2 separate regions of the Homo sapiens genome follow, and region 2 is linked to region 1. A link is a loop called in an ENCODE intact Hi-C map of the cell type or tissue named here. Cell type or tissue: K562. All regions are shown on one strand.

Region 1 (8,000 bases):
GAAGATGATTACATAGAAGAGATCTGGAACACTCATATGTGGAGGGGCCTATGGGAATGGTCCAATTCAGACTCTTGAGCAGTAAGAAGCCCATGCCAAGACACGCACAGTGAAGACATAAGGGTATGGACCTGCCAATTGCATCCCAAGACTCGGTGGTGAAGAGGATTCTTCAACGTGGAAAGGAGAACAATTAAATCCCAGGCCCTAGGGGCTACCTTGAAGGGATTTTTTCTGGGAGAGTTCACCTCTGTGAAGGCATTGCTCAGCTTCAGATTGTCTGTTCTCCAACCTTTCAAAGATCATGGAGAAAACACACAGGCATCTAGTACTCCACACATGAAGGTGCCATGAGAGAACTACCCCCAAGACAGCTGATGGTTTCTTGAAACCTAGTTAGGTATTCAAGTGGTCAATTCTGCTTTCCAGGGAGAAGTGTCTAGATGTTGATCACAGCCCTTCAGGGGTTGAAGGGAATTGCTATGGGCACCTAGCAGAAAAGGTAAATTGTGCTGCTTAAAGTCCTACAGTGCACAGGACAGCCCCCAATGAAAAATTACACAGGAGCATCCAATTAAAAGTTTCTGATCTAGTTGATAGGTGGATATCAGATATACATGTAATTTGAGGACTTTGGAGGATTCTGGGAGCATAGGTAGTGTGTTAAGTATTTCAGATTCAGGTTGAAGCATGCAGATGCCTCACTATGACTGTTGAAGCTTGTTTTCTGGAGCTGAGAACTGGTCCACCTTCTACCTGTTCCCTAACACCTGGCCCTTTTGCTACGCATTTACCTTAGTGTCTATATACAGACCTTTATAAGCAACAATGAGTTTGGGTGTTAACATCTCCTACTATGGACACTGGTACAGTGATCACATAGGGACATCTTGCAAGCTGTGATTGGAGGACCAACCTTCCCATCACTTTCCACTGGGGCCAGACCTCAAGTGTTGGGTCCTGGATGACTCAGATCCAGGATCTAAAGTAGTATGACTTGGGTGAGGAATGCTTCCCACATCCAGTGGAAATTCAGGTGCCCCCTCTGAGAATGCACCTCATTTTAGTCAGGGGAGCAGCCTTCCTCTATCTTAAGTCTCCCCTGCACACAAGGCAGTATGAACAACACAACCACTGCAGAAAGTTCCAAGGCCTTTTCTGGCAGTGTCAGTGCGCAGTGAAAGAACTAGACTTGAGCCACACATTTCATGAAACAGGGTAAACTACCAAAGGTCTACTAGGTGCAGAGACTGGGGTCCATCCATCTCCCTCATGTTCACCAAGGCTGTCAGTTCAGTGCGTATCCCAGCAGAAAACGATCCTACGTGCATCACTCAGACACAGTGGTATACGGAAACGTGTGTTTCAGTCTGGTTTTGGATGAGATGGATCTCTGGCTACATTATAGCCCAAGCTCTAAGGGCCAAGAATTCAGACTTAAAGGTTCCATTCTGATGGCTATGTCATTGTATCTTCCGATACCCTCTAACCAGATTCTTCATACCAATGATTCCTGAGGCCTTATGACAGCCGAGAAGTTTATGAATGATTTCAAAACATTGAGTGAAAGAACAAACTGGAAGTTTTACTTATAACAGATAGCCAAGTGGGCAATCCAAGGTCACAGTTGTCTGAAAAGCCGAGTAAGACATTGACATGGATCAAAGTTGTCTAGGATCCTCAGAGCAGAGGAAGGTACAAAGGGTAGCTCAGGCACTATTGTACCTCCTGCCCCAATGCTTGCTTGCCCCAGAAGACACCCCAGAGCCCAGAGGTTCCCATCACATGCTTCTCAGCAAAAGATGACTCTTGGGACCCAGCCACCTGGTGATGGCGCATCACCTTCAAGTGTGCTTCTAGCATTGTATGATTAGCTCTGCAGCTCAACATGGCTGGGATCCATGAGCTCAGCCACTGAGCTGAGGTCAGGCCTAAGTCTTAGTCCCTGAAGGGCCTTAAGTGTGGAGAGGTTATGATACCAGTTCTTTATTTTTAATACAGGAAAAGCTGTACAAATTCTTCCATTAAGGGACATGACATAAAGGCATAAGGGAACCAAAGAAGCCAATAACATACTAATTCCCTCCAAGTATTTCACAAGCACAGACGCACCTCTGGGTCTATAGTAACTGACACTAACCAGCTGTGGCTATGACACCTGTCAGCCATAAGGTCTCACACCACATTACCCATCTCAGACGAGATTCACAGAGAACTTTGTGTTTCCAGTCTAGGTCTTATTGTATAGATTGTTCTTTGGGGTTAAGTAGCTACCTGGACACCACTAAGCGAGAGGCCTAGGACTTCTCCCACAAAAAGCACATAACTTTACTACACTTCAGTTTAAGTCATAGGCAAAGACGGGTAACAGGTATGAAGTTGAAGGACTTAGATAACAAGGGAAGAGTCATGATTCCCTAACAAACCATTTTATGACCAAGAAAAAAATCCCTCTCCTGGACTATGCATAACATTCAGTTCATTGTGACAGCTTTCTATGAAGTTGAGATCTAAATTGGTCATAAGACACTTTCATGGTACATGGTAGAGCCTGATCCATTACTGAGACCATATATCAGCTGAGGGCCCTCTCGAGTCTGGAAAAAGCCTGCCAAAAATCTACTCCCAGAATAGAGCTCTCAAGTCCATCTGGCAACAGCCCAGATCTGCCAGCACCTTGGCAGGACTTCTCACCCAGCCATACTAATCTCACACTGGCCCCTGTGCTGTCTGGTGCTGGTAGCAAGCCCTAACCCTGTCAAACAGGCCTTAAAGAAACACCACAAACAGGATTTCTGCAGCAACATGACACGATCATGATGGCTATCACACACACTGCTAGAGGTTTACTGGAGCAGGGGGCTAGGAAAACCTGGCCTGCCCAGAGAGGGAAAACTGGTCAAACCACTAACAATAGCAGGAGCTGCCTGTGCCTTAATATGCTTTTGCTGCAGATGATCAAGCCAGCACCTGTTTCTTTGCTCCTTGCTAAGAATGCTTTGTTTCCCCTAAGGAATGCTTTTAGCTTATCTATAAAAACTATGCTTATCACTGACTTTGTCAAATGTGTGGGCCAGTCTCTGTTCATGGCTCTTAGCTCTCAAGGCTGTCAGCCCCCCGATTTCCACTTTATACCCTAATTCCTGAGTCGAATTCCTCTAGCACCATTGGTTTAGGGTCTCCACAACCGAGCTGGTCTTGGCAAGCAGTGCCCAATGGGGGGGCTCGAATTCCAGTCGAAAGGTCACTGGAGCAACGGCTGGAGTACGTGGAACTACACTGGAGCACACCCGAGTACTCTTTAAGCAATCCCTGTGGGTAAGAAGGGGAGCTCAGAAGCATCAGGATAACAATGGGACAAGGGGTGAGCAGACATGAGGCTTGAGTCTGCTTTGGCATCTCAAAAGGAGGAGTGAAGGGTAGCACCAGATGACTTATGCAGCTTTTTAGTGTGGTAGAGAAATATTGCCCCTGGTTTCTGGACCAAGGAACTCTGAATGTAGAGGTCTGGGAAAAGGTAGGCAGTGCACTGAAAAAGGCATATAAGGATGGTGCTGAGGATATTCCTGTAAACTAGTCAGTGTGGGCTCTGGTTCATTCCACCTTGGAACCTTTCCACACAGATGAGAAAAAAAAGTCAGGAAGGAGAGTACAATGAAGTAACCGAAGATGACAGAGCAAGTTTGCTTGCCAGCTAAAGCGGCAGAGGGAGATGTTTATCCCTAACCCTCTACACCTCCCCACCCATTTTGAAGAAAGTGGCCTGACCCCCTCCGGATCTCTTCTGGAGGACACTGGGTGAAAAGTAGTTGCCCCTGTGACTGAGCAGCGCCTCAAGTGACCGCTCTCAGTTACATTCAGGCAGGAATCCAGCAAGCTAGATGAGAGGGTGATATGGATGCTTGGCAGTTGCCATGACAATACAACCACCTGATCAACGGGAATATTATGGTTACATGTGAGCCTCTTCCTTTTAAGTTAAAGAATTTAAACAAGCTATTAATCAGTATGGACCAGGTTTTCCTTTTGTAATAAGACTGTTAAATGTTCTCGTCTCCAGTCAGGTGATCCCTACTGACTGGGAGGCTCTTACTCGAGCTTGTCTGACTCATGTTCAATTCTTACAGCTTAAAACTTGGTGGGCAGAGGAAGCTTCCATTCAGGCTGCTCACACTGCCCAGGCCCAACCTCAAATTTATGTAACTGCAGGCCAACTTTTGGGGATTAGCGGCTGGGCTGGTTTAGATGTGCAAGTGGTCATGCAGGATGATGCCATAGAGCACCTTAGGAGTACGTATTAGAGCTGGGGAAAATCACTTCAGAATACCCATCTTTTAGTGCTGTGAGACAAGGACCAAAAGAACCATATGTAGATTTTATAGCCAGGTTACAGGAGTCTCTTAAAAAGGCGATTGCAGATTCTGCTGCTCAGGATATGGTGTTGCAGTTATTGCTTTTGACAATGCCAATCCTGAGTGCCAAGTTGCTCTGCCACTTATTAAAGGAAAAGCACATTTGGTCGAGTATATTAAAGCTTGTGATAGTATCAGAGGTAATCTGCATAAAGTTATCCTGCTAGCCCAAGGCAATGGCAGGACTGAAAGTGGGTAAAGGAAATATTCATTTCCTGGAGCTTGTTTTAACTGTGGGAAGCATGGTAATACTAAAAAAGAATGCAGGGGAAAAAAAAAAATCAGCAAGTCAGGCTCCCAGTTGGGGGGGCAAACAACTGCTGAGCCTGGAATATGTCCAAAATGCAAAAAAGGAAAACACTGGGCTAATCAGCGTCACTAAGTCTGATAAAGATGAGAACCCAATTTCGGGAAGTGCCATGAGGGTCCGTCCCAGGCTCCGTTCCAAACCGGGTCATTCCTGGCTCAGGCCACTCTCTCACCCCTGTACAATGCCTGTCCCCTGCCACAGCCAGTACCCGCCAGAGTTATGCTGCACTAAAGCTGCGAGCCTTCTGCCTGGGGAACCCCCGCAAAAGGTGTCAACAGGAGCGGACCCCTGCCTGCGGGGACAGCAGAATTACTTCTAGGTAGGTCTAGTTTAAGTTTAAAAGGAATACAAGTACAAACAGGAGTCAGATTACAATGGAGAAATTCAAGTTATTGTATCTACTTCTGTTCCCTGGAAAGCAGAGCCAGGAGAGCGTATAGCACGGCTTAGTAAATGACACTACAATAGTGCCACAGAAACTAACCATACGTTGGAATTGAAGACATTGACTTTCAAAAATTACTAGGAGACATTAATTGGATATGACCTGCTCTAGGCATTCCTACCTGTGCCATGAGTAGCCTGTTTTCTATCGTTAGAGGAGGATCCTAGTCTCGCTAGCCCTTGGCAATTACAGGAGGCTGAGACAGAGTTACAGCTAATTGAGAAGCAAATACATAAAGATCAAACGGAATAGATCAAAAAAAGACTTTAGATTTTTCCAACTCAGCATTCACCTACTGGTGTTATTGTCCAAGACCAAGACTTAGAATGGCTTTTTCTTCCACATACTAATTCGCAGTCCTTAACTCCTTATTTGGATCAAACTGCTACTGATAGGAAATGGGAGAACTTGAATTGTTAAATTGCATGGATATGACCTTGGAAAAATTGTCCCTCTTACAAAGGCACAAATACAACAGGCCTTTATAAATAGTCTTACTTGGTAAACCCATTTAGCTGATTTTGTAGGTGTTCCTGATCACTTTGAAAATTATTTCAATTTTTAAAATTGGATTCTCCCTAGAACAATTTAAACCAATTGAAGGTGCTAAATATATTTTTACAGATGGGTCTAGTAATGGTAAAGCTTCTCATTCTGGATTAAAAAATTTTCAGACACCCTATACTTCAGCTCAAAAAGCAGAGCTTGTAGCTGTAATTGAGGTGCTGAGTGCTTGAGATGCCTGTCAATGTAATTTCTAATTGTTCATATGTGGTTCACTCCACCCAATTGAAAATGCTAAGTTACACAATTTCATACAGATGAACAACTGATTACTTTATTCACCCAACTGCAAACGGCAGTTAGGAATAGAATGCACCCTTTTTACATTACTCAATTAGAGCTCATACACTTCCCTTCCAGGACCTTTGACCACAGGCAATCAAATGACTTATCGCCTAGTTGCTACTGCATTATCTAATACTATACACTTTCACAATTTAACCCTTAATGCCTCTGGTCTCAAATGCAGATACAGCATTACCTGGAAAGAAGCTAAAGCTATCATCCAGCAATGCGCAACTTGCCAAATGGTGCATTCCTCATCTTTTACAGGAGTTAATCCTCGAGGATTGGAACCTAATTCTCTTTGGCCAATGGCTGTCATATATGTTCCCAACTTTTGGGAGACTAGCTTACGTGCATGTATATGTAGACACATTTTCTCACTTTAAGCTACCTGTCAAAACAGGAGAATCTTCTGCCTGTATTAAGTGGCATCTTTTACAAGGCTTCACACAATCATAGGCATTCCAACTTCAGTTAAAACAGATAATGCCCCAGGCTATACTAGCCAAGCTCTAGCTACATTTTTCTCTATATGGAATATTAAACACATTACTGGCATCCCATAATTCATAAGGACAAGCCATTGTAGAATCAATCTCTCCCTAAAACAGCAATTACAAAAACAAAGTGTGGGGTTGCGGGTAACAGTGACTATGGAACTCCAAGTATACAATTGAATCTAGCATTATTGACTTTAAATTTTCTGAGCCTGCCTAAAGGCCAGATGCTATCAAGCAGCTGAACAACATCTATAGAAACCAGTGGCAAAGACAGAAGCAAGACGACTGGTTTGGTGGAGAGATCTGATAACAAAGTTAGGAAATACGTAAAATAACAACATGGGGTAGAGGTTATGCTTGTGTTTCTCCAGGCCAAAACCAGCAGCCAACTTGGATACCATCAAGGTACCTGAAACCTTATGAGCCAGATGCTGAGGAAGAGATTTGGGAAGGAACCCGAGGACCCCCGATTGCAGCCATGTCGAGACTGACAGTAAGGAAGACACCAGTCCCGGCAAGCAACACTCACCAGGCACAGCCACTCACCTGGGGCCACATCAAGAAGTTGACAAAGATGGGAGAAGAAAATCTGAAGGTGGCGGAATGACCAGCTATGATGAATAATCTAATAATAGCTATGACGGCTGTGCTCACCATTGCTATGAGTACTCCCCCCACCCCCCCCCCCCCCAGTAACTGCTGAAACAATTATATTGGGCATATATTCCTTTTCTACCACTTCTACGGCCAGTAATATGCTTAGAGCCCCTAGTGGAGGTATACACTAATGATAGCTTTTGGATGCCTTTTTCTACAGATAGAGGCGTGTCTCACCCCCAAGAGGAGGGAACAATTATAAATATCTTGTTGGGATTTGAGCATTTACCTATTTGCTTAGGGAAAGCCAATGGGCGTTTACCTCCCAATCTTGGCTGGGGATAGTGCCTGAACATATCTCTGCGGCACTTACATATGCTTTCCAATCTTAGTATTTATTACAATGATTATGCTCCTGTAGCCAAGGTTTACCACCCTCAAAAACCTATCTGTAAAGTGGATTGGACATGGTCAGAAAAAATGAAGGCATTTCAGACGATCATATCATAACGCAGGCAGAGGTGTTGCATAATGATTCATATGGAGTTATTGATTGGTCCCCTAAAGGGGCATCTATGAGGCCCCACCTCTCAATCTGCAGGTAGTGGTCACTCTGCATCTAAACAAAAAATAATCTGATGGTGGACACTAAGTACAGCAAGGGTTCCTATTATTTGGGCATATGGTATAGTGGTACCGCAACCCCAAATGATATGGCGTGCTGTAGGAGCTAAACGTAAGGAATTATGGAAAATCTTAATGGCACTGAAAAAAAGATTTGGGAAGGGAAATTTATTAAGCCAGCCCAATATAATCCTAATTACATAGTAGAATTGGCCTAACGATTCAGTCCGGATACAGAGTTGTGTCCATCTGCCTTTCCTGTT
Region 2 (8,000 bases), 67 kb before region 1:
TCAGCACAAGATGACAGCTTTGGCTCCCTATGATTTCTTCTCTGACCAATCAGCACTTCTGGCTCACTGGCTTCCCCCCCATCCACCAAGTTATCCTTAAAAACTCTGCTCCCCTCATGCTTGGGGAGACCGATTTGAGTAATAAAATTCCAGTCTCCCTCACAGTCTGCTGTGTGAATTACTTTTTCTCTATTGCAATTCCCCTGTCTGGCAGCAGGCAAGGTGAACCCCTTGGGTGGTTTTAGAACTACCAATGGGTCACATCTACTCACAGCATTTATGTTGCTAAGTCCTTAACCTCAGCTACTCAAAGACTTTACAGAGAACACTGAACACTTGACAATACTGTGGATATGGGAGCCAGTGGGGAAAGACGACTGCCGGGAGCCAGGCCCACAGTAAGTATTGCCCATGTCATTCACACCCACTGGAACCTCCCTGCAGATAAAATGGAGTATCTCCATCAGAGCCCATAGGTAGAGCAAGAAACCTCACCTGGATCATCCCAAACTCTGGCATGAAAATGAACACAATAGGGACACAAACAGGAATGTCTGACAGGTAAGAGTCAAACTGATCAAGGTTGTATCCAGCACTACCCCATGTGATGCGGCTCAGACCCCACAGAAGCTGGCAAAGCTTCCATGAGAGGAAGTAGCATGACATTGGCTAGGCTCCCTCAAGTCAGAGGAACTCAGGAAAATGTCAGAAGGGAGAATGGATACCTATCACCAAAAAGTTACATTAATAACCTGAAATTAGATACATACCCTTCTTACCAGCTCAAGGAGAAAGGCATCTCTTTCACAAGCAAGTGTGAAAAAGTATCTTCGATCCCATTTCTAACACAGTGAGATACGTAGCAATGAAACACAGGAGGACACACTTGGCAGTACTTAAACGTGGAGATCCAAACCTCCTAAACCTCCACTGTACTCAGGGGTGTGGGTTGTCATTATCTTCCACAACAGTCACCTTGGAACAACTCATGACACGTAAGGAAGATTTGGCAGATAAGATAGGTCTCATTTTAGATCCTTGGACTATGTAGGGAAATAGGATCAAAGTAACAGGTCATCTGTGGATAGAGCTCCGTATTTTTTGTTATCCATTCCCAACTGTTCCATTGGTCATCTCACTGCTTTTGTGGGCATGGAGCTCCTACTTCCATGGAATGGAGTGTCTTGGTGGTTACATTCCAGTCATTAGGCTGCCCTGGGCCGCATCCTCATCCTCTTCGTCCACTTTTTCATGCAAAGTCGCATCTCAGCACCACAAGGGATAGATGCCTCAGAAGTAGGACAAAGCTATAATGATCATGGCAGACAAGCAGAACAAAATGAGACTCTTGGCCCCCAGAATCCAACTCTGTGATATCCACATTATGTACTTCCTGAGGCCCCAGTACCATTGAGTGCCCTACACTCCCATCAGTGAACACTGTAGTTCCACCCCTTCAGTGATGGCTCTCTCCACCTTGTCACCAGATCCTCCTCCTCTGTTAGAAATGATCTCAAAGCCCGAAGTACCAGATGGAGGCAGATGAATAACCTCCCAAAATATATCTGTCCTAATGTTTAGGACCTGTAAACCTGTTATGTGAATGTCTAAGGAGACAAGGAAATGTATTGAAATAAGGTTGCATAGCCCTGAATTTAAGATTCCAGGTCTTATCCAGGAGGATCCACTGTCAGAACAATTATAGACAAAGAGAAGCAGAAACAAAGGTGAAAGTGATTTAAAATGTACGCTGATTTGACATGAAAGAGGGTCCTGAAATTGCACATGAACCAACAGCCCACAAGTCAAGCAATGGAAGGGACCTATAAACATGGGAAGGTCCAGAATCCAATGGTCGTCAAAGCAACAAGACAGGAACAAACCCTGCCCTCACCATGATCTTACCCAAATGAGACCTGCTTCAAACTTGTGAGAAGATACAGATTTGATTAAAACTTGGTGGTCATTTGTTAGAGCAGGAACAAAATTGTACAGATACTCTGTTCTCTCAGTCTTTTCAGAAAAATCCAGTAAGCCACTTTAGTTTCATATGAGAAGCCTCAGAAGTATTCTTTCCCTGGGAAGCATGATCAAGGAAAACAGCTGCGTATCTTCTTACCCTTACCAAATAAAGATGTGGGTATTATCCAGTGTTCAATCTAAGTTTCCAATGAATACATGAATACCAAAGCATGAATTATTAAACCTTACACAAAAGGTAGGTCTTTACTTCAATTTTCTGTGGAAGAAATTAGGTATACAATGAAAAACCTTCCCGTGGTATCCTCAGTACCCTGGAAACTCCCTTACTGGATATTATACAGCTATTAAGGTAGAAGTACAACAATTATATCGAAATTATCCTACATAACAAGACTAATACTCATGTTGACAATGACCACTGCCACTATCTCTCGATGTTCTGGGATAAGAACATTCAGTTCTTATCCATGAAGAGGAAAAGGCAGAAGCTCCCAGCACTCTGCATTTGGTGCATTCAATGCATTCTGCATTCAGTCTTTTACCTCTGGGTGAGCTGATGATGCTGCATTGACCTGAGGATCTGCAAGAGCAGATTTAAGTGTCACGAGAAGGAGATACCTGCTCCTTCCAAGGTGAGTAGCAGTTCAATAGAATTTGTTCTGCTCAACAGTCTAGAGGGAGAGAAACAGAGCCCCATGCAAATTTAGATTACACAGTTAACACTGCAGACACATCAATTCCTAAGCATCAGTGAGTACTGTCCTCAGTCTTGATGTCTTTGGGCAAAGAGACAATTCTCCTTAGTACTCCTTAGCCTTGGATAGTCCCAATGAGCAGAGGTCATATAGAGGATTGGGGCCAGTGTACCAGGCTTATGATAACTGTGATGGTTAAAACTGAGTGTCAACTTGAAGAATTCGAAGTATTGTTTCTGGGTGTGTCTATAAGGGTGTTGCCAGAAAACATGAACATTTGAGGCAGTGGACTGGGAGAGGCAGACCCATCCTCAGTCTGGAAGGGCACCCTCTAATCAGCTACCAGCATGGCCAGGATATAAAGCAGACAGAGGAATGTGAAGAGATTCAACTGGGTTAGCCTCCCAGGCTATATCTTTCTCCCATGCTGGATGCTTCCCACCCTCAAACATCAGACTCCAAGTTCTTCAGCTTGGGGACTTGGACTGGCTTCCTTGCTCCTCAGCTTGCAGAGGGCCTATTGTGGGACCTTGCAATTGTGGGAGGTAATGCTCCTTAATAAACTCCCCTTTATATATACATCTATTAGTTCTGTCCCTCTAGTGACCCCTGACTAACACAGATAGTGACAAGGCAGCTGTTCCTTATCTAGTCATAGAAGGGTTTGTTCAGCTCTTCTCATGCACAGGCACTTTGCCAAGTCCTGATAGAATTGAGCAGGGGGTGGGTTGGGTACCGGCCTCTCTGTAAGCTATGTAGGTAAGCTATGTGAAAGGAAAATAAAAACCCAGGACCCCAATTTGCTATGCCCCCCCCCCAGAAAAATTTAAGCCAATAGCCAAGTCACGCATGATTCTGTGGCAGGCCAATTCTCCCTGACCGCCACATGGACGGGCCTGTGCAACCAGCAGACAGGCCTGTATAACACCCCAGTTAAAAATTTCCACAGCACTGCTTTAATATAAAGCTAATTAAACCCAGGGAAATGGATGCCCATGTATTAAAGCCAAAAATGAAACATATGCCCTACACAGGCTTCTCCCAAACCAGGAGCAAGTCAACATAATGGAGACAGCCTTACATTTCTTCTGCCAGGACCTGTCTTGGGCTCGATGACATCAGACGAGTCAAGTTAACAGAGGCAGCTGTGTGAATAGATGTATTGGAGAGTCTAAGGCAGCTCTCCGGACCAAACTGCAAATGAGGTAAAATAGAAATAATCACTCCGGTACCAAGGTCCTCAATTAAGTAGAATTTAGGGAGACAGGCCTTGAAGGTACTGGGGCCCTCACAGCTTGATCAGACTTGAAAGCGTTTTTTTGGCCTCTGACCTTCTAGTTGAAACAATTAGTTACCCATAGAATTAGGTGAATGCCATACCGCAGGAAGGCAAATAACCCCAGCCTATACAAGCGCTGAGAAAATTGTAACACTGAGTTGGTCTGGTGAAATTATCTCCAACCTTCTCCCTGTAGCCAGTTACAACAATAAATTCCAGTCTTTGCTAGTCAGTCTGCTTCTCACTGGGCCATGAGAAAACGCAGCTGAACCCAGCTTGGTTCCGGGAACAAAGCTGCCTTTCCTTTTGTCCCTAAAAGCAGATAGCTAGAGATAACAAGGTAAATCTCTACACAGGTACCTATTCTGTATTTGTCTTGTCATATGTAAAGTGCTGATTTACTGAGTCCAAGAGGGATGTGCCATTGACTATCCCCTACCTGCTCCTTTTCTCTTACAACGTATTGATTACCAATATCCTCACCTTTCTCCCTCCAGCCCGCTTTTCCTCTTTCAAGAATGGCACAGACCAGAGGCTGTGAGTCTGTTTCTTCCTCCTGGGCATGTCTTGTAACCTTGGAAAAATAAACTAAGTTGACTGAGAATTGTCTCATACTTTTTGGTTTATAACTGCAAGGAGTGGAGCTTCAGTTGATTCACTCTCTGGAACTGGGCTGCCAAACATAGCCTGCTGCAGGTGGAGTTATCCTGCATGTCTGGAGCAACGTGAAACAGTGGCAACATTAAGGATGCCCTGAGCACATACACTTTCACTGCAGAGCTGCTCACTGGAAGCCGAGCAGTACTCTACACCAGGAGGCTCTGAGCACCAAGGACTCATCTGGACCTAATGAGATGCTGACGTATGTTACCACTGGTTTCCAAATGAACAGGTGTTTTAGCCACCATATTCTTGCAGTAACTTTATATAGAAGGGTATTGCTAATTCTGTCCAAAATAAATTCTTAGTATGCTTGGTCTGATTAGAAGTTCTCATGGCTGGACAATTGTTATCAGCCCAGCAGGACAGGCACAAACCAGAAGTGCAGCTCCCAAGAACTATGTGGTGGTAAGGACTTCGGACCATCTTCCCCCTCAAGTAGTAAGGACTATAGCAGAAAGCATAGCATTAGGAATTCAACAACTGAAATTCCAAGGTCCAGGGACCCACATATGGCAAGCATCTTCTATGTCATCCCATGGCAGAAGGGAGACAGCATGTGCAAAGGAGGGCAAGAGAAAGGGTTCATTCTGAAGTGCAAGTCAAGAAACATCCAGCTTCTGCATCCAACCATCCATTACTACATGGAGATGTGAATGTGACAAAAGTCAGGGCAAGGGACCAAGAACAACAGACAACCAATGCAAGGAGAAGGTGCACATCATGCATTGACCTAATTATGTGGACCTGGGTGTGGAGCAGGACTTGGTCCTACCTATTCCTCATCGTCGGGAACCAGATTTCAGGCAAAAGCTATATGCTGGAAGTGCTGTGAGGAGGAGTCACCCTTCTCAGAGGCAGTTGCATTGCCACAAGGTGTCCTCTGGTGCTGAAAGCTGAGGAAGTGTGTGCATGAAGAGTAATGCAGAGACCAAGAGTCACTATGACTTTGAAGATCAAGATTTCAGATGCTTTGGAGGTAGAAAGAAATCAAAGCCCAGAACACCATTGTCATCACTGGGGAAGGGATGATCGGAAGTATCTGTTGTTCAAATGAGTGAGACATGGACTGTTCTTAGAGCTCAATTTCTGGAGGAAATAAGAATTAAGTTTAACAAATTACAGACTTCAGGTCATTTTCCCTTAAGCTGTATGGAGGTACACAGTAGTAAGATTCAACAGTTGCTATGTATTAAAACATTCACACAAGTGTGAAAAGTCACCTCCTTGTAGAGTGCCAGTGGTAAGTAGGCAGATTCTTGACACACACAGACACCATTGTCCTAATCCTTAGAACCTATAAAGATGTAAAGAGACATGCCAAGGGGGAATTTAAGGGAACCTATGAGAACAGTTTGCTAATCAACTGACTGGTATTCAGGTGTCATCCAGAGGGTTCCACTCACCAGAAGGGCAATTGATGACAAAGGAGAAGAGAAAGGTGCAAATGCAGGAGACAGATTTAAATCCTCCCACGTTCAGTTCTGCACTTCTTACACATCCTTTCCTGTATGCCCACCTAAGATAGCATGGCTTAAGAGGGCATCCAGCATCAGCTTCAAGTGTCGGATACTCAACCAAGGTGAATGAAACTTTAGCCAGGTTCAAAAACTGGTATATTTTCAAGGTACATCTCTGAAAAGGCATTTTCTGACCAAGCAACCAGAACCAATGGAATAAAGATCAAAGGCAGGCAATTCCAGAAGGTGTCAACCACATTAAGATAGTGAGCCCATGGCTCATGAAGACCATCACTGGGATATCTTCCTATAGAAAAGCAGAATGAAGTTGCTGAGATCTGAGAGCCCTGGTCTGTGAGCCTTGGAAAGAAGACCTTAGTGGTCCAGGCCCACTATCCTGGGGACATATGCAAGCATAAGTTGGAGTGCATGTCTCTTCCAGGACATCCACGAGGTGAAACATCACTAAGCTATCTCAAATACTTGCAGATAAAAATACCTTATAAGGGCATTTGAAACATAAGGAACAAGAGTCTCAGACAAGTCAGGATGACTTAGGCTGTCACTATCAAGGGCAGGCAAGATGAGGATCACATACCTCAGACTTGTGGCCAGAGTCAAAGCAAGATAGCCTTGGATACCCTTCACCTTGGTAAGTGTTGTGTCAGGTCCACTGTGCACTAAGGGCTCATCACTGCCAGGAACACAGTTGAAAGGTTTCAGGCACATCTCACGCTGCCTCCTTATGACTGGGAGGATCAAACGAGAAGGCAGCGTTTCCAGGCCTACAGACGGGAAGTCAAGATGGCAAAAGACCTCCCTCCACCGAGGCCTAAGTTGCTCATACACAAGTGAGTATTAGACCATTCTTAGACTTCAGCTGGATCATCCCAAGTGTTCTCAGAAGGAACACTTAAGACAAAAGGAATGACATTATCAGGCAGATGAGGATGAAAGGACAACATAGGTCATCCAGCAGGAGCTCAGATGGTGGCCACCACTGCTCCCCATGCTCACACCCTCCTTTGGGAAAAAGCAAACTAGCTTTGGAAGCACCACCCTTGGGAGATCAGGACAGTTTCTACAACACATGTGGGTGAGGCTTAACCAAGGATTGCAAAGCAAGGTAGAGCTTAAGAAAATGTCATTCTCTCCTTTATGATTATCCATGGGGGGTTTCCACGGAAAAACAGCACGTTCGCAGCCACATGTCCCTACAAGGAATGTGAGCCTAAGGATAGGGTGACACATCAGAACTGTTCCCTCAAGAGCACGTAGATTGCTAAGAGGAAGGGGTATACCATCACAAGTGCAGTAACTGACATGAGTTATATAGGTGTGATGGTATCATTGAGGGTTAACTTGATTGAAGGATGCAAAGTATTGTTGCTAGATGTGTCTGATGGTGTTGCCAAAGGAGATTAACATTTGAGTCAGTGAAGTGGGAGAGGCAGACCCACCCTCAAGTGTGGGTGGGCACCATCTAATCAGCTGCCAGCATAGAAGCAGGCATGCAAAGGGCAGACCGGCTGAGTCTTCCAGCCTCTCTTTCTCCCGTGGTGCATGCTTCCTGCCCTCAAACATGAGACTCCAAGTTCTTCAGTTTTTCGACTCTTGGACCTACACTAGTGGTTTGCCTTCAGCCACAGACTGAAGACTGCACTGTTGACTTCCCTACTTTTGAGATTTTGGGACTCGGACTGGCTTCCTTGCTCCTCAGCTTGCAGACGGCCTGTTGTGGGACATCACCTTGTGATCATGTGAGTCAATTATCCTTAATAAAATCCCTTTCATATATAAATCTAACCTATTATTCCTGTCCCTCTAGAGAACTCTAATACAGTAGGTGTAGAAACCCAAAACTTGGGCAGGCATTTTGTCCCAGTGAACAAATGAGTTGGGACTTCTTCCAGCATAGGACTT

What was found. Hi-C counts contacts between places; a loop is a spot of excess contacts. Peaks named below come from ENCODE experiments on the same cell type or tissue, not always from the same donor. Only the 100,000 strongest peaks of a DNase experiment are listed, where the experiment ranks them.
Region 2: it touches region 1 in a loop (4-fold over the local background); 8 of 110 quality-filtered maps call a loop at or near these places.

The regions. Positions count from the first base shown.
Region 1 is chr4:10,169,331-10,177,330 of GRCh38, reverse strand. No RefSeq gene overlaps it. Among named protein-coding and RNA genes, the nearest start is that of WDR1, 57 kb to the right of the region's middle. In K562, CTCF peaks have their summits at 3,828 and 7,307; DNase peaks (open chromatin) are centred at 3,760, 4,877, 6,100 and 7,300; H3K4me3 peaks cover 292 bases.
Region 2 is chr4:10,235,861-10,243,860 of GRCh38, reverse strand. No RefSeq gene overlaps it. Among named protein-coding and RNA genes, the nearest start is that of WDR1, 120 kb to the right of the region's middle. RefSeq lists a cis regulatory region at 3,050-3,899. In K562, no CTCF peak of the experiment used is centred here; DNase peaks (open chromatin) are centred at 3,370 and 3,780.